Regions from separate parts of the Homo sapiens genome. Here region 2 is linked to region 1. A link is an interaction called in ENCODE POLR2A ChIA-PET data of the cell type or tissue named here. Cell type or tissue: PC-3. All regions are shown on one strand. Region 1 overlaps FCRL6 (Fc receptor like 6). Region 2 has its middle 3.4 kb from the start of OR10J5.

What was found. ChIA-PET counts read pairs that join two places held together with the same protein. Peaks named below come from ENCODE experiments on the same cell type or tissue, not always from the same donor. Only the 100,000 strongest peaks of a DNase experiment are listed, where the experiment ranks them.
Region 2: POLR2A ChIA-PET joins it to region 1 with 5 read pairs; 2 of 35 experiments call an interaction of 5 or more read pairs at or near these places.

What each region holds. Positions count from the first base shown.
Region 1 is chr1:159,810,007-159,814,006 of GRCh38, reverse strand. FCRL6 (Fc receptor like 6) reads right to left here. Exons shown (of 10, transcript NM_001004310.3): 6 at 3,791-3,913; 7 at 453-518. Among named protein-coding and RNA genes, the nearest start is that of FCRL6, 9.6 kb to the right of the region's middle. In PC-3, no CTCF peak of the experiment used is centred here; a DNase peak (open chromatin) is centred at 2,136.
Region 2 is chr1:159,530,586-159,534,585 of GRCh38, reverse strand. No RefSeq gene overlaps it. Among named protein-coding and RNA genes, the nearest start is that of OR10J5, 3.4 kb to the left of the region's middle. In PC-3, no CTCF peak of the experiment used is centred here; no DNase peak of the experiment used is centred here; H3K27me3 peaks cover 2,538 bases.

The DNA of each region.
Region 1 (4,000 bases):
TTTAAACCAGAGGTTGACAAAATTTTTCTGTAAAAAAGGTGTACATATTTTTGGCTTTGTGAGCTGTATAATCTCTGTCACAAATGTTAACTCTGTAATATGAAAGCTCTCAAACAAAATAAACCAATGAGCATGTGTGTGTTACAGTAAAACTTTATCTACAAAAACAGGCAGTGTGCTGGGTTTGGCCCATGGGCCACAAGTTTGCCAACCCTTGGTCCAAACCTTCCCTGCCCCGTCTCCTGCAGCCCTGGCTCCCTTCCCACCCCCTTCTCCCACCACCAGCTCCACAGCACTCCCTCTTCATGCCCTTTCTAGAAGCTGTTTGTTTTCCTTCCCCAGATCACTCCAATTCCTGAGATACAGGGCTCTGGAGAGCTCCCTTCTTACTTCCCTTAAGAAGCTCTTTTTGGCCCACATGGGCACACCACCATCCTGCTGGAAGTCCTTACCGTTGGCATATAGTGGGCACTGCTCTCCACCTGGAGCTGTGGGTGGTATCTGGGATGGAAGGGGCCCTAGGAGATACAAGGGCATGATTCACTGGGTGTCCCTTAGAGGGCAGGTGGGACAGGGGACAGGAAAGCTGTGAGCAAGAATGACAAGGAGGCCGCTGGAGGTTTGAGGCTGGTTTGGTTAGGAGGGCTAGTTCACAGGTCTGGACATGGTTGATTTTTATGGGATGTTTCCTTTGAAAAATACCCTAGATGGCTCCATGGGAATCACAAACTAGGAGGAAGTAAGGTCAGCAAGAATGGATCACATTTTTGCATGAAGAGGGCCTAGGCTTACCAGTCAAGCTGCTTTTCAGAAGGAAAAAAGCTAATAACTTTGACCATACACTATATGCCAGACACTGGGCCAGGCAATCCAAATAAAATATAATCTTCCTAGTAAAGCACCTAACCAGTGACCAGCACATAGTTGGATTTCAAAAACACCTCTCTTCCTAATTCTTTGGCGTCTAATGGTTTTCACAACCATCTTGCAAAGGTTGATACTTTTATCTCCATTTCATAGATGAGGTGACTGGAGCTGGGAGAGGCGACTTCTATAAGGTCACAGTAAGTAGTGGAGACAGAATCTTAATCCAGGTTTGCATGCCTTTTCTCTACTAGCATGCTGCCTCTGGAACAGCAGGTGCTTCCAGAACTTTAAAGGTAACTCTTGGGATAGGAATTGAGTCACATGTAGATTTTAGAACACTTGGTTCATGCCTGGTGCCCAAGAAATACTCATTACTCTAAGAGCTAGAAAGCATCAGAATCACTGGGTAGGATATGTGGAAATGGCTCCTTCTGTAAAATCAAGAGGGGATTTATGGAGACTTAGACAGATCCCCAGTGATTAAGCATTCTCCAACGCTCATTCGTCAGGGCTGAGAAATGAGCCTCAGTTTCTAAGTCTCCATTCAATGAAGAGTTCCATGAGTTTGACAGAACTTTGTTTTACGGGATGTGTGACAACTGGTAGTAAAAGGAACACTTTTAAACAAGCACAGCAGAACCTGTACATGCAGGTGAGTGCTACTTTGAAGTGGACCCCTTGCATGACCATATCCTTGTTCCAGTAACACCATCATTGGTCAAATGTTCTAAAAATTGACTTTGGACATGACATCTGTAGACTGTCTTTGGCGGTGGCATATTTCTGTTTGCTGAAGAACAGCTATGCTATTTGGAAATGGTTGTGAGTCTCCCAGAGCTGGGTGTGGAGAACAAGGCTATTGATCTGGCTGTTTTTCCTGCGTAGCTAAGGAATTGGTCCTGAAAGTGACTTTCTGAGCAATATTCTAAAGAATATTTTGTGCGCCTGAGATTCTGAGATATTAAGATCACCACCAGCAGTCCTGTTTGCATGAGAGACAGGTTCCTTAGTAAAATGAAGCCCACCTGCTCCAAGGTTGGCAGTGGGTGTGGTGGTGATGGTTTATAATCTCTACATCAAGAGGATGCTCTTTTGTTCCCTGTGAAAGGTATCTTGTTCTTGAGGATCTTTCACTAGTGACCACTCTTTCACCATCTCGTCTGGGGCTGGGGAGGGAGGCAGTTGTGCTACATTACTCTGCCATTGCTCTGCATTTAATGCTTTGACTCAGAGGTGAGTGGACAGAAACAGAAACACCTGTATTACCGAGGCCAGGCTGGGCCCTTTGGAGGAGGATTTATTAGACACAATGACAGCATAACTCACAGATCTTTGGTTTGTGGTTCCCTACTCCGGCTGCCTCCCCAATAGCTCTGGGCATCCTCTCCTTTTCCCCCACTATGAAAGAATACCTTAAAGCAAGTCTAGCCTGTATTGAATCCAGACTCAAGACTAGTGAGAAGGGTGGGGATGGGAAGTTGTATGGACAAAGACTACATATTCAAAAGGGGAGAGGAAGTTGAAGTCTGGTCCAAGCCTTAACTAGGCACCTGGTGAGGCAGAGTGTTGGGACTAGGGGTGGGAAGAGACCTTTTCAGGTACCCTGGTGGATGCAGGAAGGAATGCTTTGAACATATGACTGGGTGGTCTTCCTTAATTATCAGGCTGGTCCAGCTCCTAGAAAACTCATCCCAAATTTCTCAACAGAGGGAGCTGCAAACTTAAATAAGTACATCTAGCTTTGGAGGTCTATGAGAACAATCACTTTTGTCCTAGACAAGCAGAAAATAACATTGCCCCTGCAGAGGAGGAAGTGGGGTTGATTTGAACCTCTGTAGGTGGATTTGAAGCACTAGGAATCATAGCTTTGGCACTGGTAGCCATTCCTTATATGTGTGTGGCCTGAGGCGAGCAAAGGTTAGAGTTGGAATAAATGCGTGGCCCCCCAAACTAATTGCTTTGAGAGCCAACATTCATTCTTAATTATCACGACTGTGACAGGAAGAAGAAAGTCTGGAATATCAAAATAAATAGATAACTTGAAATGTCGTTTATCTGATTGTTTTCCTCTACATCAGAATTTTAACCAACCTTTTTATTTTCAGTGATTTTGATTAGAAGCATTAGAGAATGCACAGAGGAGAAAGGGCAGCCTGGGAACCTGCTGGGGTGATCTTCTCAGATTAGAATGAGAATTTACTGAGCACCCACTATGTGCCAGTCTAATACATGAGGTATTAGATAAATGTTATCTCATTAACTTAAACCCTTACAGCATCCCTGGAAAGGAAGCTGATTTAGTGAGTCTTACAGTGAACTGGCTCAAGGCTATGGAACTAATGGTAGTGTTGGGAACAGGCCATTGCTCAGTCTTGTCTATCATATTTCCTTTCTGATAGTTAATATCCTTTGCACACTCTGCTACAGTAAAGTACTGTACAAGATGAGTGTGTGTGAGTGAGCCTATGCATACACACTGTAGTTCTGTCTTCTTTCTCCTCTGCTAAGCAGATCAGAGCTCTGCTGAGCTCAATGAGAGAGAGAGGTGGAGGCCTTTTTTTTTTTGCTCATATTCCTAGCCACAGATTGTCTTCCAAATGTAAAGGATACTGACATACCTCACGTTTGGCTTGTAATAATTCCTTGGTTTATGTTCTAATCATGCCTGAGTGTGCGGTTGTGTGTTTGTGTGCATCTCTGGATGACTGTGAGCATGTGAGCAAGTGCATGTGTGTATATGTTTTGGAAGCATTAACTGTCCTTCCATGTGCCCCTTTGTGTGACACAGGAAGAGAAGTCCCCCCTGCCACTCCACACCCAGGAGAAGAGAGTGGCTGGTCCTGTCAGACTCTGGCTTTCCAAAGTCTGGGCAGGGCCTGGCACAGGGATTCAGCAGCTAAGAAAGCCAAGAGGAGTTACTGACCAGCTTTTCTCCAGGATCTCACATAAACCAGAAGTGCAGCAGCAATAACCATCAGGCCAAGCAGGCTCGCAGGAAGCCAAGGAACCAGCCAGTTGCTGGCGGGAGTGAACAAGACTTGAGAACCTGGGAGCAGGGAGAAGAAGGTGGCCATGAGCACTGAAGATAAAATTCGGAAATGCATTCTAGCCTGGCACAGAACAGGCAGAATGA
Region 2 (4,000 bases), 280 kb after region 1:
GCGGATTGAAAAATGAACAGCTTTGAAAAAAAAGTCTCTTCTTTTATTATCCAGCTGTATTCGCTCCTCAAATAGTGTTCATTTCTATGTGTATTCCTTCCTTCTGTGCAACCAAGGCAGAAATCTCTGCTGTTCCCTAGGGGATAAGCAGAAAGAACACATACTGGTGGCTTTTCTCTGAAACTACATTTTTATCCAGATGCACTTTTCATGAAGACTCGTCTCTTTTCAACTTATGGTAGCTTTTTAGATTTTTAATTTATATGTAGTAGCTTCAGTGACATTGAAGTTGTTGTCTTAGATATTGGTTATACTAATTCTAGGGTCCAAGGTAAATGCCATTAACTTCCATTCTCTCAGCAAACTGTGCAAGCTTCATATTTCTCCAGATATTTATTTGTAAAATAAGCATAACTGTGCTACATTATTGTATACCCTCAATGGGAAACATTGTGGGAATATTTTGTTTTATGAATCTTCCCACCAGAGTTTATCTCTACTCTGAGACAGAGCTGGAAGGTACTTTCTAAGAGACACAGGTATGGAAACATCTGTTTTCACACACTCATGACATCTACTGTTGTTCCATCCTCAAGTCAGTTCCTATCTCTTACTCTCGAGTTTTATTTTTCTGTTCCTAACCACAGAAATAGGGTTAAGTGTCTTTTAGGTGACCTGTGATCTTCTCTGTCTTCTACAGATCCCTTTGTGAGGAGGTCACAAACTGGAGGTGAAGGGTCTCTGCACAGAGTCCCCTTGATCCCCAACTGGCTGTCCCAGTTGGATAACATCACAGCTGATAGCAGGGTCTCCCTACTGACCAGCCTGATATCCTTCCCAAAAGATGTCTCAACCTGAGGTTCATAGTTTTCTAGAGGGTGCCTGGGCGGGTGTCAGAGGATTTTTGAACTTTTTTGAAATTATTCACTACATTTCTAATATAGGTATTAATGTGACCTTTTCATCATATTCTTAGAGAATTAATTCTGGCATAAGTATTTCTTCCCTCAAATCCAAACAGAAATATGAGACCAGATCCAACTTTCTTCCTTCAGAGACTATTGACATCCACAATATCCTTACACCCTCTTAAATAAGGATCCTTTGACCTGGTCCAGTTTTGCCTATATAGGCATTGCTGTTCTTACACTAGTTAGAGAATATGGAAGGTATGGGTGGTTCTCAGCTTGGAGGTTGAGGAATAATGGGTTATGGGGGAATATCAAAGGCCAAGTGTGGTCTTATTGAAAGTTTTTCTGTCTTCTTCCATCCCTTCCTGTATTCCCTCCTGTATTCCTTAAGTATTTCAATACTATTCCTGCTCCTCCAACACTTTGTAGATGAGTGAATACCCCACTAGTGTTTGTTGTTTTACATACTTTGCATGGATTTAGACTCACTAGAGAAAGCAGCATCTACAGGCAAAGTGCAATAGCATAAGAGTGAGTAGGTTTATGTGGTCACAGGTCCCTCCTGGAGGATGAATTAGGAAGAGTGAGTCATTTTGTTGCTGCTTCCTATTGTCTATGCAAAATGCTTATATTGATAGTAAATGTGGCATTATTTTCACTATCTCAATTTTTTTTTTTTTTTAATAGTGAATCTTTTTTTTTTTTTTTAATTTTTTTTTTTTATTATACTCTAAGTTTTAGGGTACATGTGCACATTGTGCAGGTTAGTTACATATGTATACATGTGCCATGCTGGTGCGCTGCACCCACTAACGTGTCATCTAGCATTAGGTATATCTCCCAATGCTATCCCTCCCCCCTCCCCCGACCCCACCACAATTGTTTTTGTTGTCTTTATTTGTTGCACTCATCCTGAGTGCATGATTATTCCCCAATGTCTCACTCTATCCATACTCCTTTATTTTTCTTCCTTTGTACATTTCAAATACTTTTATTATTTTAATATGTTTTTTGTTAAGCTCTTTTATTCACCAGAAACATAGTCATAATATCAGATATTTATTAAATCTATTTACCTTTTTCAAGCACTATGTGTCAAGCAATTAACTATCTCTGGGGTTACAATAACGACTAATGCAGATATTCTGTTTCATGTAATTCACAGTCCAGGGGGAAAGCAGACAAAATAACAAGAAGTACAAAAACTTGCTAAAGGCACATGCACAGGATTGTTGTTTGGGTCAGAGGCATTGTTCAGAAAAGGAATCTATTTAGAAGGTCAGAAAACATTCATAGAGAGGTGATATTTAATTAACTTTTTGTGGCATTGGGTCATCTGGTGTCTGCAAAGGATGAGGGAAGATGATAAGGGAAAGAGAAGAGTCTGACAGAGACACACTAACCTGAAAAAGGCAGAAGTGTTAGTTGGGCGGGTGTTTTATTCACCTGTATGCCCATTGCCCTGTTGAATACTAGTCTGGCAAAAAGTAAGTGCTTAATATACCTTTGCATAAATGAATGTGTGAACATCTATTGAGTATAAAGTCTTGTCCAAGGGTTTCCTCAGGTGTATTTTTTGATAGATACATCTTGTTATATTCTTTCTGTTTGTCTGATAGACTCCTTTTACCTAAAATCAAGTAACAGAGAAAATAACAGAGTACAGGTGACAATCCTGAGTGCATACTTGAAGTTATTTGCCTTCATTGCAGGATTGCCTAATAGACTCAGCTGACTATTTATCATATATTTACATTAGTTAGTCACTTAAAATTGCACACTGGATTAATATGTTTTAGCTATAAGCAGGACCGTTATTTTGATAATCTTTAAAATAATTGCTTGATAGCTTGACATATAAAATCAAGAGTTAAGACATTTAAACATTTATCTTTAGGAAAATTATGAAAAGACTATTATGGATCTTATAACTTCTGTAAATGATTTTTACAGTGTTGATTTTGTAACTTCTTTAGAGAAAAACTAGTTTTACCTGATATCCTTTTACATTCATCAGTTGTAACCTATAATGGATTAGAGGAGACGATGGCTCCATCACTCCCAACAATGAGTGGAATAAAACATTTTATTGATGGGTGCAAATGTTTCTGGGAGAGGAGAAAGCATGGAAGTGGGCAGGAGAGATAAACTTAAGCCAAGGATAAGCAGGTAGTATGTGTCACAGAGAGCTTAACTTTGAAAATGACATATTTAAAGGGTACAAGAACCTAAGTTAGTTTTGTTGTGCCGCTAAGGTGTGAACACAAGTGTGAGTGTGTGTGGTGTGTGTGTATATGTATACATGCATGCACATGTATATTTTTGTGGGAGGGTGCTAACATTTAAAAGCTTTAGGTATAATGGGCATTGCGATAAAATGCTTTATTTGCATTATTTCATTTAATAACGATCTTTAATGTTTATATAGCTCTTTAGAGTTTACAAAGGTCTTTTGTGTTCATCATCCCGTTTGATTCTTATAACACTCCTGTAAGGTACTAGTCCCACAGTTTTCGGATATATCCATTGCAAATGGTAGTTTAAATTACTTTTCCAAGGTCATATTCATTGTTAGAACTAGCAGTAGGACTAAAATAGAAGTGAGCCTTAACTACAAATCTAGTAATTGTGAATTCCATGCTTTTTATTCTTTGTCCATTTTTATTACCTCATCCATTCATTCAAACACACGTGTGCATGTGCCTGCGTGTGCATGCACGCACGCACACACACACACTGTATTAATTCTTATCAGAGAATAAAGTACAAAGAATAAACTTTATTTCTGAGATCCTAAAACTTCATTTCACTCAGAATTGATGAACTTTTTCTAAAACGTTCTAATTCCTTCCCTGACCCTGTAAATAAAATATATTGATGATCATGAATGTATTTTTTAAAAACGTTTACCATGGGCACTTAACTGTATCTTGTGTTGTGGTTCAGTGATATTGTCAGTTGGAACTGAGCTTATATAATCTTTGCTTCTGAATTAAAAGATTCACATATTCCAGTATTTTATGAACTTTGTGTAGAATTGTATAGTTTCTGATTCTTTAATTATTTAGTTTGTTACTTCAACAAATATA